2 separate regions of the Homo sapiens genome follow, and region 1 is linked to region 2. A link is a contact called in ENCODE Hi-C or POLR2A ChIA-PET data. All regions are on one chromosome and are shown on one strand. The core of a region is the stretch at or near the end of the contact, and the rest is flanking DNA. Distances in the headings are between cores, read along the strand shown. Region 1 overlaps ST8SIA6 (ST8 alpha-N-acetyl-neuraminide alpha-2,8-sialyltransferase 6). Region 2 overlaps ST8SIA6 (ST8 alpha-N-acetyl-neuraminide alpha-2,8-sialyltransferase 6).

Region 1 (7,009 bases), core at 1,959-4,458, 80 kb after region 2:
GAAGGGAGAGAAAGAAAGAAAGAAATGTAAGTAGGTTGTTTAGGAGATAATTGCAGGTAAAATGGGAGGGAAGCGGGAAGGTGGAGATACGGTGGTATAAGGCCTAAAATTAAGATCCAATATTATGCATGCTTTGACATCTGGGAAAAACTGTGAGGGCCTCAAATGCCCTAACTGCAAGTTCCCATCCCCACTCTTTTTCCACAGATAAGGTACCCTAGCCAAGCCATCCTCCTTATCACAGGAACCAGTCACGGTTCCTGCTTATCTCTGAGTAGTGGGGTTCAGTTGCCTGCCACCCCATAGCATTATTCAAACGAGACAGTCACATCCTCCCACAGGCACTAGAGGAAGCTCCACCCTGCTGATACTACAAAGCCAGCCTCCCACAGCCCCTGCTTCTTCACTCTGTTCCCAAGTGCTGGTGACCCTGTGTGGCACGCGATGTCCTCTTCTGCCCTGCTGTGAACATGTGGGACTAATACATTGCCATCCATCTCCTTATCTAGTGCTGGGTGTCATGTGTCTAGGTATCCCCATAATCCTGGGGTGAGAATCTCCCTTTACCAATGGGGTGACTAGGAGGCAATTAAAACAGATACATAAGGAAATGCATGTCATAAAATGCATGCTATCTAGCAAGTTTTTACATGGCTAACTGAGAAACTGCAGCAAAAAACGGTGTGGAGAGTTCTGGGAGCCAGTGAGAACCAGCTTCAGAGATACCCAAGTGGGAAAAAGAGCTGGCGTTTTTAAAAGCCAACACTTGTCAGTCATTAATTGAAGGCTGCTCCCAGGGACATTAATTCTCCCACATCTCAAGGAAAGTGGTTCAGCCAGCCAGAGAAAGCCCTCAAGCAAAGAAATGTTCAGGCTGGCAGGTGGAAGTTGACTTGCAAGCACTTTCGTTGTAAGACCTGAGGGGCTACGGGCTGAGCCTGGCTGCTACAATGTAAAAGCGTGGTGGTCTTTTAGACCAAAATCCTGTCCCTTCTTGATATTTTCCACAAAATTCATGGATCTACTGGCAGAAAGACTTCATCTTTTGGTACAGAAAAAGTTCTATGCACGGGGCCAGGCGCAGTGGCTCACGCCTCTAATCCCAGCACTTTGGGAGGCAGAGGTGGGTGGATCACTTGAGGCCAGGAGTTCAAGACTAGCCTGGCCAACATGGTGAAACCCTGTCTGTCCTAAAAATACCAAAATTAGCCAGGCATGGTGGTGTGCACCTGTAGTCCCAGCTACTTGGGAGGTTGAGACAGGAGAATAATAGCTTGAACCCGGAGGCGGAGGTTGCAATGAGCTGAGATCGCACCACTGCCCTCCAGCCTGGGAGACAGAGCAAGACTGTGTCTGAAAAAAAAAAAAAAAGTTCTGTGCATGAAAGGGGGAAAGGGGGATAAAGAAAAAACAGAGAAAAATGTTCAATGCCACGGTCTGATGATCAAAGATACTGCTAATACCTCCAGCATTGAGGAATGAGAGTTCTCAGATGTTAGCATGTATCAAAGTCATTAGGAGGGACTGGGTTTCAACTGGAGGGTCTCTCATTAAGTCTTCTGGGGTGAGATCTGAGAATCTGTATTTCTAAGGAGTTCCCTGGTGCTGCCAATGCTGCTGGCCTGGGGACCACACTTGGCTCTAGGCCAAGGTTCTACAACCAAAGGTTTTCAGATGTAGAGCGATGGAGACCTGATGGAGACCTGGGATGGGGATGTGACAGAGTCAGAATGATTCCAGAAGAGGCCTCTTCAAAGTGCGCTGCACCATCACAGCATGAGCCGAAGCCATAGAACAATCAGCAGCTTTGTCTTTGCTGCCTCACAGTTACAGAGGAGAAGGTGATGGGATTTCCTTTCTATAGATCAAGGTCACGGAGACAGTCAAGTGAAAACAAGAACTTGAGGATGGCAGCTGAATGTGAATTCAGCCAAAGTCCTGATATACATGGACATTCTTCTCCAGGGACAGTATGACAAGGGGTTTCCAAAAAAGACAATATTGAGAACTGAAGTCAGACTCAGTCTCACAGAGGCAATCATTGGACACTTGCCTGTTGATAAGGCGATGCCTTGCACTTCGTCCTTTATTCCTGAAGGAGCAGGAGCAATGGCCTATCAGAAATGGCCAGGTATCTTGGATTCATGGAAACACACTTGCTGATGAAAAGAGGACAGCCCTGACTAGCACTTTCTCTTTTTGCCTCTGAGTTTGAGTAGGCAAGAAGTACACAAGAGTCCTTCTATTTGTATGAAGAAAAAGAAACAAGATCATCGTGTTTATTGTCAGAGCATTTTGAGACATTGTTTTGACTTCATTTTAAGCCCTGTTAACTTTTAGTCTTATCTCTAGCAGATTTCCTCACTAAAGTGAGTGACCAAATCTCCCTCAATGCCCATTTCTTTAAATGCTATCGCATAAAACCTGGAACATGTATTCCATAGGTTGCTTTGATGATAAGCAGATAATATGTGCCAAGCACCCAGCTGGGTGTGTCCTGGTGCAGCCGCCATCGGCCCTTCCCCTCCCCTCCCCACACTCTGGCCCTCCTTAGTTGTCTTGCTGATGGCTTCCTGTCTGTAGAGCACATTACAAACCCTAATACTTTCATTCATTCACTGATGTAGCAAATGCTTATTTTTATTTGATATATGACCCTCCATAAATGCTGGAGATACAAAAATGATGGGTAGTCCCTGCTGTTGCATTGTTCTCAATCTACCCTAGAAGTGGGCAAATAAAGTCAGTCGACACTGGCGTCATACTGACCTATGTGGAGAAACACACAGGGAGAAAGTTACAGAGAGGAGAGGCCGTTGGAAGGGCTTCCCGAGGAAAGCAGCCGCTGAGCTGTGTCTCCAGGGAGGAGCTAAGCAGCCGGCTAGGTAGAAGAGGAGGCGGCCAAGCAGAAGGAACAGCAAGTAAAAGGGCGCAGAGGCCAGACAGAAGAATGTGTCTGAATTGATAGAAAAGGGGACAGGAAGGTGAAGAGCAGTGCCAAGAAGCAGAGGACAGCCACAGAGCTGGCATCGTGTGATGCGGAAGGCATGGTCAAATTCGAGGAAGCAAGTAATACAAGGATAGATGCCTGTTGGCTATGTTGCCGACCATCTCGGCAGAAAGCCTGCTGGGAGAACAGTAGGTGGGGCAGAAGTCAGTCCATGATAACCTGAGATATGAATGGGGGTTGAACGCTGTCAACATGTTATGTGGCTTTTGTGGCCTGAGCTGCACCGCCACACCCCCTTCCTGTTGTGTGTGGGGATTCATGATGATATTAGTAGCACATACAGTAAGCGGGATCTGGGGCTTCATTTAACATCTTGTGTTTCGTTCTGTAGTGCCCCCTCCTCCTGTTGGTTTATATCTAGTATTAGTAGATATATCTCTTTAAAACTTGGTTTCATATTTTGGACTACATCAATTACCCTTACAATTTATGATCGCTTATTCATTTATACTGCCAGTTTTTCACTTTAGGGATATAATAGATCATCACCACGACTAACCCCACCACCAGCACCCCCACATACTCCTCAGTACTTTTTCTACCTTTTATTTCTATTTTTCTTTTCTGTTTTCGAGGCAGGGTGTCACTCTGTTGCCCAGGCTGGAGTGCAGTGGCATGAATTCAGCTTTTCTTTTACTTGCTGTTCCTTCTGCTTGGCCGCCTCTTCCTCCACCTGGATGGTTGCTTAGCTCGTCCCCGGAGACACAGCTCAGCGGCTGCTTTTCTCGGGAAGCCCTTCCAACTGCCTCTCCTCCCTTTCACTTTCTCCCTGTGTGTTTCTCCCTGTGTGCCCATGAAATCTTCAACTCCCACCTCCCGGGCTCAGGTGATCCTGTCACCTCACCCTCCTGAGAATACCTGGGACTACAGGTGCATGCCACCGTGCTCAGCTAATTTTTGTATCTTGTGTAGAGATGGGGTCTCACTATGTTGCCCAGGCTGGTCTTGAACTCCTAGGCTCAAGCGATCTGACCGCCTCAGCCTCCCAGAGTGTCAGGATTACAGGCGTGAGCCACAATGCCTGGCCTTACTTTTTCAACTTCTATTTGTACTTCACGTTTTACCATTTGGAGCTTCATTTAGCATCTGGTACCTTCTTCTATAGCATCTCTTCTCTTCCAAATATTTATATTCTTTGTTAAAATTTTTTTATTTCAATAGTTTTTGGGGTACAAGTGTTTTTTTGTTACATGGATGAATTGTACAGTGGTGAATTCTGAGATTTTAGTGCACCCATCGCCGGAGCAGTGTACATTGTACCTATGTGTAGTTTTTTGATCCCTAGCCCTCCTCCCATCTTCCCCTTTCTGAGTCTCTAAAGACCATTATATGCACCCTGTATGCCTCTGCATACTCATAGCTTAGCTCCCATTTATAAGTGAGGATATACAGTTTTTGATTTTCTACTCCTGTGTTACTTCATTAAGAATAATGGCCGCCAGCTCCATCCAGGTTGCTGCAAAAGACATTATTTTGTTTCTTCTTATGGCTGGGTAGTATTCCATGGTGTATATACACCACATCTTCTTTATCAACTCATTGGATGGGCACTTACGTCAGTTCCACATCTTTGCAATTGTGAATTGTGCTACTATAAACGTGTGTGCATGTGTATTTTTCATATAGATTTCTTTTCCTTTGGCTAGATACCTGATAGTGGGATTGCTGGATTGAATGGTAGATCCACTTTTAGTGGAATCTTCACGCTGTTTTCCATAAAAGCTGTACTAATTTGCATTCCCACCAGCAGTGTCTAAGTGTTCCCTTTTCCCCATCCTCGCCAACATCTGTTGTTTTTGACTTTTTAATAATGTCCATTTTTTTTGCCAGAGTAAGGTGGTATCTCACTGTGGTTTTAATTTGCATTTCCCTGATGATTAGTGGTGTCAAGCATTTTTTCCTATGTTTGTTGGCCATTTGTATATCTTCTTTTGAGAACTGTCTATTCATGTCCTTTGCTCACTTTTTGATGGGATTATTTTTCTCTTGCTGATTTGTTTGAGTTCCTCGTAGATTCTGGATTCTAGCCCTTTGACAGATGCATAGTTTGCAAATATTTTCTCCCATTCTGTGGGTTGTCTATTTGCTCTGCTGATTATTCCTTTTATGTTCTTATTAAGGTTACGTGAAAGACTTGCTCAGTGTGATCTGGGGCTCCCTCTTGTGGCAGACAGTGGCCCAAAGCCATTCCCAAACCCCTTTCCTTTCCCTGCCTTCAATACACAGGCACCAAGCGAGACATTTATATTTCTAGACTTCCAGAAGCCAAGGCTGAGCATGTGACACTTATGGCTAAAAAGATTTAGGCAGAAATCTTTGAGTAGGGATTTCCTTTTCAACTACAAAGGCAAAGCCTCATTAGGAAGAAGCCCTTTGCTCTCGTCCTTTTTTCTCTTCTCAACTGTGATGCAGACTGCCCCAAGGGCTGCCACCTTTGGCCGACATGAGGATGAGAACTAGCCGCTGAGGATGGCTGGAAGTCACCTGAGGATCAGGTAGCTCCCACCCCGAGATGGAGGGTAAGGGAAAGAAAGTCAGGGCAGGTCTTTTGAACCACATTTGTAACATTTATATAAAAGAAATTTCTTCACAGTGCTGTTTTAAAAGTATTTTAAGCACATCATTTCAAAGTGTGACCGGAATAATGATATACCAATTTGAAAGCAGTTATTTTAGTGAATAAAAGTTTCGTTTTAAGGGGGGGGAAAGGGTGTGACTGTAATATAGATTTATTTGGATTTCTGAAAAATATAGCCCGCCTGGGCTATGGTAGAAAAAGCATAAACTGTTAGAACAACAACGCAGAGCCCGCTGGAAAAACAAGGAAAGAATTCAGAAAGCCAGCGTGAGATCCTCTCTGTCCTAAAAACAACCCTGCGGGAAGGCGTCCTGGGTTCAAGTCCCAAGTTGTATACTTACTAACTGTGTGACCTTAGGCAAATCACTGCAATTTCTCTGTGCCTCATGGTCTTCGTTTGGAAAAAAAAAAAAAAAAAGGAATTTGCCCAACAAATAGTCAGTTTCTACTATATGCCATTATTATTCCAGGCACAACAGTAAATGAAACAGACAAACATCTCTGTCCACATGGAGCTCGCTGCCTAGTAGGAGGAGATAGATAAGAACAAGTACTGTGAAATATATGTGGTGTCATATGGTGAAAAGTGGTACAGGAAAAAATAGGGCAAAGAAAGAGGAAGCGGAAAGTAGGGATAGGAGTGGAGGCTGAAGGGAGAGACAGCCGGAAGCCGGAAGCCGAAAACCGGAAGCAAGAAGTAGACTAGGTGGGTATCTGGGGGATGCTCATGAAAGACCCTTAGTCCAGGAAGAGAACACTGTTGGAGACAAGGCGCCAGAGCATACTATGTTCTAGAAATAACTGGAAGTTCCATGCAGCTGGAACACAGTGAGCAAGTAGAATTGAAAGAGATGAAGTCAGAGAAGCAGTGGGGACCAGATTTTTTAATGACTCACCAGCCTCGGAAAGGACTTCAGCTTTCACTGAGTGAACTGAGGAGTCACTGGAGGAGAGGACAGGATGGAGTTTGTATTTAAAAGGACCACTTAGTGTGCTGTTTTGAGAATAGATTCTGGAAGGGGACACTAGTTCTGAGGCAATTACAACAATCCGGGCAGACAGGAGGAGAAGGTCCTTTTCCACCCCACGCATTTGCCGTGATGTAATGCGTACGAATGTGAATTTCAAGAGACTACCTGCGTTTATGATACATTATTATTGCCAGTTTATGACCTTTATGCTAAAAACATGCTAGCAGGAAAAAATATAGCCAACAAATGCAGTTGCATATGAGTTCACAGACAATGATAAACACACTTTTCAGCTTTTCAAAGAGTTGACACCAAATTGGTGTCTGATTTAGATCCTGCTTAATGGCTCAAGGAAACAGATGAGTGAGACCTGTTAAAGCAAACTAAATATGGCCTGAGGACTCCGTACTTCTATATTTGGGTCCTTGTGGACGAACTGTAACCTAGCTT
Region 2 (6,185 bases), core at 2,201-4,700:
GGTTCTGTAATTAAAGCAAAGTACAAGCAAGTTTGGCTGAGTACAAATCCACAATCATGCAAGCCCAAGGAACTGGGCCAGGCATGGCGTCAAGAGCACGTTGGAAGGTACCTAAGCCACCCAAAGTATGGGGACTCAGCTCCCCAGAAGACACAAAGCTTAAGCTGAAAACTTAAACAGAACTAGCCAGGTGAGGCAGGAGAAGGAGATGGAGGGGTAAAGACTGTTTGAGAAGCAGGAAGGAGGGAATGTGAAAGCCTGGAGAAGAGAGAGAGAGCATAGAATGTGCAAAATTCTGAAAGAAATCCTGTGTGGCTTGGCAGATGGAGAACTAGGTGGAGAATGCTGGAGAACTATAGCAAGAGTCTTACAGGCATCACAAAATCAACAATGTGGCTTTCTTCTATGGGAGAGGGCAAAGCATTGAAGGGTCTTATTTATGGAAGTGACACATGGGATATGCATTTTAGGATGTGCACCCTGGCTTCAGTGAGGATAGATTAGTGGGTCTGCAGAAAGATCCCACTAATCAGTTAGAAAGATAGGCAATGACACAGTGTTGCAGTGGCCACCATCAACTCTTTCTCTCCCTACATGCACATGACAAGAAATGAAACCTAAAATTCCTCCGCTTGAATCGGGGCTGGCCTTAGGAAGTGCTTGAACCAGTAGAATGTGGCAGAAGAAGTGACATTCTGGGATTTCCAATGCGAGGTCATAGAAAGTGTTGTGGCTTCTGCCTGGATCTCTTGGAACGTTCATTCTCTGGACACTTCCCCAAGGAATCCAGCCATTCCCCAAAGGAATTGAGCCTTCTTGAGCTGCAAGAAGCTCAAGTCACATATGGAGGTTCCTTTGAAGATCCTTTAGGTGGCAGCTCTAGCTGAATTCCTAGTAAGCAGTCAATGGTAACTTAACTGACATGTGAGCGTCACATCTTGGATGTCCAACTCAGGCGAGCTCTCAGATGACTCCAGTGGACTGCAACCCTATGAAAGCCCTCCATTAAGAGTTCCCTGGGCTGGGTGTGCTGGCTCACATCTGTAATCCCAACACTTTGCTGAGGTGGCAGGATCGCTTGAGCCAAGGAGTTGCCTGGGCAACATAGGGAAACCCCATCTTTACAACAATTTCAAAAATTAGCTGGGCTTGGTGGCATGCTCCTATAGTCCCAGCTACTCAGGAGGCTGAGGCAGGAGGATTGCTTGATCACAGGAGGTCAAGGTTGCAGTGAGCTGTGATGGTGCCACTGCATACCAGTTTGGGTGACAGAGTGAGATCCTGTCTCAAAAACAGTAACAACAACAACAAAAAAATTCCCCAGCTGAGCCCAGGCAGCCCACGGAACTGAGAGAGAATATGAAATCACTGTTTTAAGCCATCAGTTTGGGGGCAGTTTATTATGCAGCAATAGATAACCAACATGCCAGTTAAGAGAGAACAATAGCTATGTGTGTCTGGGCTCTCCAGAAAAATACAATCAACAGTCTATCATCTATCTATCTATCTTATATCTGTATTATCTATCTATGTATGTCTCTATGTATCTTTGTATCTATGTATTTATGTATCTATCTATCGATCTATCGAGACTTAAGAATTGGTCCACACAATTGCAAGGGCTAGCACATCTAAAATCTGTAGGGTAAGCCTGCAGGTTGGACATCCAGGCAGGAGTTGATTCTGCAATCTTGAAGCAGAAATACCTCTTCTCTGGGACACCTCAGTTTTTGCTCTTAAGGCCTTTAATTGATTGAGATGAGACCCACCCACATTATCAACGGAAAGCGCCTTTACTTAATGTCAATTGATTGTTGACGTTAACCACATCTACAAAATACATCACAGCAACACTTAGATTAGCATTTGATTAAATCACTGGGTACTATAGCCTAGCCAAGTAGACACATACAATTAGCCATCCCAGTAACCCAGACCAGAGATGGGTGGTGAGATTGCAAAAGGATAGATTTAAAACATTAGGGTGTGAGACTTTAGCAAAAGTTTGGCGATGGACTAGAAATGGACACTGAAGGAGAAGACAGCAAGGGTCATGCAGGGCTTTCTGATTCAGGCCACTGGGAGAAGGATGCTGACTTCTCTGACACACAGAGTAGCGTAAACGAGAGGGGAGAGGGCAATGATAATAATGAAGGTGGTGACCTGTTGTGGTTTTAATTCATGCTAAGACTTGTAAAGAAAAAAAAAACGGGATCACGTTGCAGAATCGGAGTGAGATTGTGAAAAAGCAGGACTGTGAAATCTTTGGAAAGAAGTAAGGGGTGCACCCATCCGGCTGCCTTCAGGTGCCATTTGCAATGAGCATAAAGCTGTGACAGAAGTGACTTGCAAGGATCCCTCCAGGGGTCTAATTGCAAGAGTGTCCTTTGCCTGCCAAAGCGGGTGGATCACGAGGTCACGAGATCGAGACCATCCTGGCTAACACAGTGAAACCCTGTCTCTACTAAAAATACAAAAAATTAGCCGGGCGTGGTGGCACGTGCCTGTAGTCCCAGCTACTTGGGAGGCTGAGGCAGGAGAATCGGAGGCTGAGGCAGGAGAATCGCTTGAACCCGGGAGATGGGGGTTGCAGTGAGCCGAGATTGCGCCACTGCATTCCAGCCTAGGCGATGGTGAGACTCTGTCTCAAAAAAAAAAAAAAAAAAAAAATTAAAGCTGATTGTGAATTGCTAAGTGTGAAAAACACAAGTTCTAAAAATACAAAATCAACAGTTAAGATGAATGTTAAGATTTCAGAATATATTTTAATTTGCAGACAAAAAAAAAATCTAGGTCACTGCTATTATTGTTCAATGTGTGAAGAAGAAAATGTAAAGAAACCAATTTTCGTTGACGGATTATAAACTTTTATTCAGTTAGATATTTTTAGGGAAGGAAAAGGGAAGAGTAGGAACCTTTTTTTTTTTTTTTTTGCAGACTTTGGCAACATATTGAGAGCCTGAATTAACACTGAATCCTATGAAAACAGTTTTGTAATTATAATGCTGAATCAGTCTTATGTGTAATTACACCAATATGCTACTCTGTGAAACATTTCTTAAGGGAAATGTTCGTGGTATATTTTGTATTTATGCCACTGTCTTTTATAAAAGGTCTCATTATTTCATGAACTTCAATTTACCAGGCCAAGTCCTAACTGTAGGCTTAGGCAAGGGCCAGCAATGCACGTATATTTCAAGGAGCTTCGTCTGTGCTCTGAGAAACTGTGTCTTGCACAGGTGGAGAAACAGGTAGGCAGTTCAGTTCTGCTCATGGCCATTTAGTGAGGCGGGTTCACATACCTAAAGGGGCCCTAACTGCTCCCAGAAAGCCAGCGCGCATCTCAGGCATTGTTCCAGGACGGCTCCCACGGTTCGCTGTGGAATTCATCATCTTCCGCTTTTTGGCTTCAGTCCCACACTCAGCTTCTGTTTTTGCCTGGCCTCTGGGAACTGCTTTTGGCTTCTGGCTCCCTTCCAAATCCTAACTTTTCATCTATGCCCTTAGGCTTCACCCAGCAGAATCTCAAATAAGAATGATCCTTCCTACCCTGGGTTCCTCAGCCCTTACTTAGCCCTAGTCAAGGGCTAAGTAATCGGGGCGGGGCGGGGCGGGAAGCGTAACTCTTGGCTCTGCCTGTACTCGAGCTGATTAATTTTCAGGGAATTCAGAGCGATTCCTGATTAGACCTCAGAGCACGTGGTTTGACCGGCCATCTGGAAAGGGAGGGACAAGCCACAGACAGTTCATATAAAGGTAAATCCTTTTCTACGGAAAATAATGCACAGAAAGACGATAACCTAGAAAGTTGAAGTTTAATACTTTCTGCTTGGTGTGACCTACTTTCCATCATGAAAAGACCAAAGAAAGTTCAAACAGAACGAACTGAACAGGAAGAGTTGGTCCTTACCAAGAACGTGGTATAATCCATATGAAATGATCACAAAAGCAAAACTGGGGTTTATAATTGTTTACACATCCCCCTAGGCAGAGGACTGGAACAGAAACTATTATAGCATTATTGCTCCATCACAGACTTGCTGTATTTATTGCAGATACCAAGAGTTTAAACTAGTTAGTAAAATATTAATTGTAAGCCAGAAAAATGATATTAAACTGGAAATAATCAGAATAGCTACCATGTACTGAGATTCTAATATATAACGGACTCTGTACTGAGCATTTGACATATTGAATATTCATAAAAACTCACAGAGGTTAAGTATTGCTCCATTTTACTGATAAAGACACTGGCTAGGAAAACTGGCTTAGCCTAATAAGAATAAAGACGTTGCCATAAATAACCAGCGGCAAAGGTAAAATGCTGCCTTTAAGATGTTCTAGTAGTAACTTATTCACTTACAGGGGAGACCAAATTTAAAAGAAAATGAAAGATTAGGGATAACAAACAAGAAACATCAATAATAAAATGCCTGAAACAAACAAGACACATGGAGTCAACTTAAAGCTGAGCCTAGAAACCAGACTGTACTCCCCAGCCCTTTCCAACTCCTAGTTCCTATAGTGAGTCTTGACCTATTTTCTGAACCACCTAGAAAGATCCTTTGTTCTTCCTGATGCATTACATAAAACACATGACTCAGATTAACCAGGTCTGTAAATTAAATAAACACACACACACACACACATACACACACAAATGAAAATGTATTAATCGTGGCTAGTGTAATGAAGGTGAATTTCAGGATAATACATCAGCAATGACTTAATCAGGTTGTCCAGGGAAGGCTTCCTTGAGGAAGGGATAACTGGTTCTAAACTGGTTGGGACAGGGGTGGAAGTGGTTGGAGCGATGTGGCCAAAGTCCGTAGTCCCTCCAGTTATTGGGCAAGAAGTAGATGAGAAGGATTCATCGTGGTTCATGGTGACCAGTTTGAAGGTCATGGAATAAGTAGAAGGTACTATGAAAGAGTAGGTATAGACAGCTCCTTCCAGGATTTGGCTGTGTCGTGGAGGACAAAGCATCTTTGAGTATTTAAGAAATGAAACAAAAAATAAAATCGAGATGGCATGCTGACATACTGTGATTTTAGAATCGACTGGCTCACAATGAATGCTTGCTTCACACCAAAGGAGTAGTTTATGTTATTAAGAAAACAGTGATCTAGCCCCAGCTACTCAGAAGGCTGAGGCGGGAGGATCGTTTGAGTCCAGGAGTTCGAGACCAGCCTGGGCCACATAGTGAGACCCTATCTCAACAAAACAAAACAAAACAAAAATGATCTAAGAAATCCAGTGATTTAGGGATTCCAAAGGCAGGAAAACATTCCATTTCAGCCCCAATAGATTGGAGGAAAATTAAGAGCTTCAAATAGACACCACCTTTTTTTTTTTTAGCAACACTTCTATACCTCAGTTAAAATAGAGTTGTCTATTGAACTAGCCACTTGGTACATTGGGAAAAATCCCAGCAACCTACAGGGGAGCTGTCTGTAGTCTGTGTGATCATCAGGCTGACATCACACTGACAGGTAAGATACGGCCATTGATAGTTATCCCTGCTTCAGGTTAATCCATGACACTAATCTCAGAGTAGAGTTTGATCTTCAAACTAGGGCTCCCTCAAAAAATTGGGAAGGTGGCATGACCTGTACATTTAGAATCAGAAAGTCAGACATCAGTGATTGCCCCTTAATGAATCTAGTGAGATACAAAATGGAAGACATGGTATTCAGAAAAGCCAAGAATATTACGAGACCTCAATAACTGGAGAAGCCTCATTTCATCATCTTGCCACTTTTCCCTTTCCCTGAAACTGCTGAGTGTTCCCTGCCCCCACCCCAGCATCTCTCTTCTAATTGCTCTACTGGGCTTCTCAGTCCATGTCTTCATCACTTCACACCTGGCCTAGTGCAGAAGAGGCCACCTGTCCTATCTATCCTGCACAAGTCTACTGCACTAATCATTTTGACATGTGATGGCAGAGGCAGCAATGGATATTGAGAATTCCAAGACTAGATATCCAGTTCCTTCATTTACTAGTGATGACACCTTGGAAAATTCATCTCAATTCTCTGAACCTCTACCTCTTCATTTGTTAAATGGGGTTAAAAAAAAAGTTAAATTTCTTCCAGGATAAAAGTAAAAAAAAATTTTAGTACTGTAACCAGGACATCTATATTTAACCTTCATTTTATGTTAAATTATTCCACCATCACATACTA

Evidence for each region. Hi-C counts contacts between places; a loop is a spot of excess contacts on that map. ChIA-PET counts read pairs that join two places held with the same protein, here RNA polymerase II (POLR2A). Pooled maps may share reads with other maps.
Region 1: a map of heart right ventricle shows a loop between it and region 2 (2.5-fold over the local background). The contact joins two enhancer-like sites. A Hi-C loop is called at or near these places in 5 of 168 maps with a recorded cell type or tissue (Caco-2, PC-3, PC-9 and 2 more) and 4 of 50 pooled maps. POLR2A ChIA-PET finds 5 or more read pairs at or near these places in 1 of 52 experiments (activated CD4-positive, alpha-beta T cell).

Annotation. Positions count from the first base shown.
Region 1 is chr10:17,425,748-17,432,756 of GRCh38, forward strand. All of the region lies in intron 2 of ST8SIA6 (ST8 alpha-N-acetyl-neuraminide alpha-2,8-sialyltransferase 6), which reads right to left. Among named protein-coding and RNA genes, the nearest start is that of ST8SIA6, 25 kb to the right of the region's middle. Within about 2 kb of position 3,209, at least 4 of the 41 ENCODE cell types and tissues checked have a DNase peak (open chromatin) inside an H3K27ac peak, as active enhancers do; they include heart right ventricle, where a contact is called at or near this core.
Region 2 is chr10:17,345,306-17,351,490 of GRCh38, forward strand. The region is part of intron 4 of ST8SIA6 (ST8 alpha-N-acetyl-neuraminide alpha-2,8-sialyltransferase 6); the gene reads right to left. Among named protein-coding and RNA genes, the nearest start is that of ST8SIA6-AS1, 39 kb to the right of the region's middle. Within about 2 kb of position 3,451, at least 15 of the 41 ENCODE cell types and tissues checked have a DNase peak (open chromatin) inside an H3K27ac peak, as active enhancers do; they include heart right ventricle, where a contact is called at or near this core.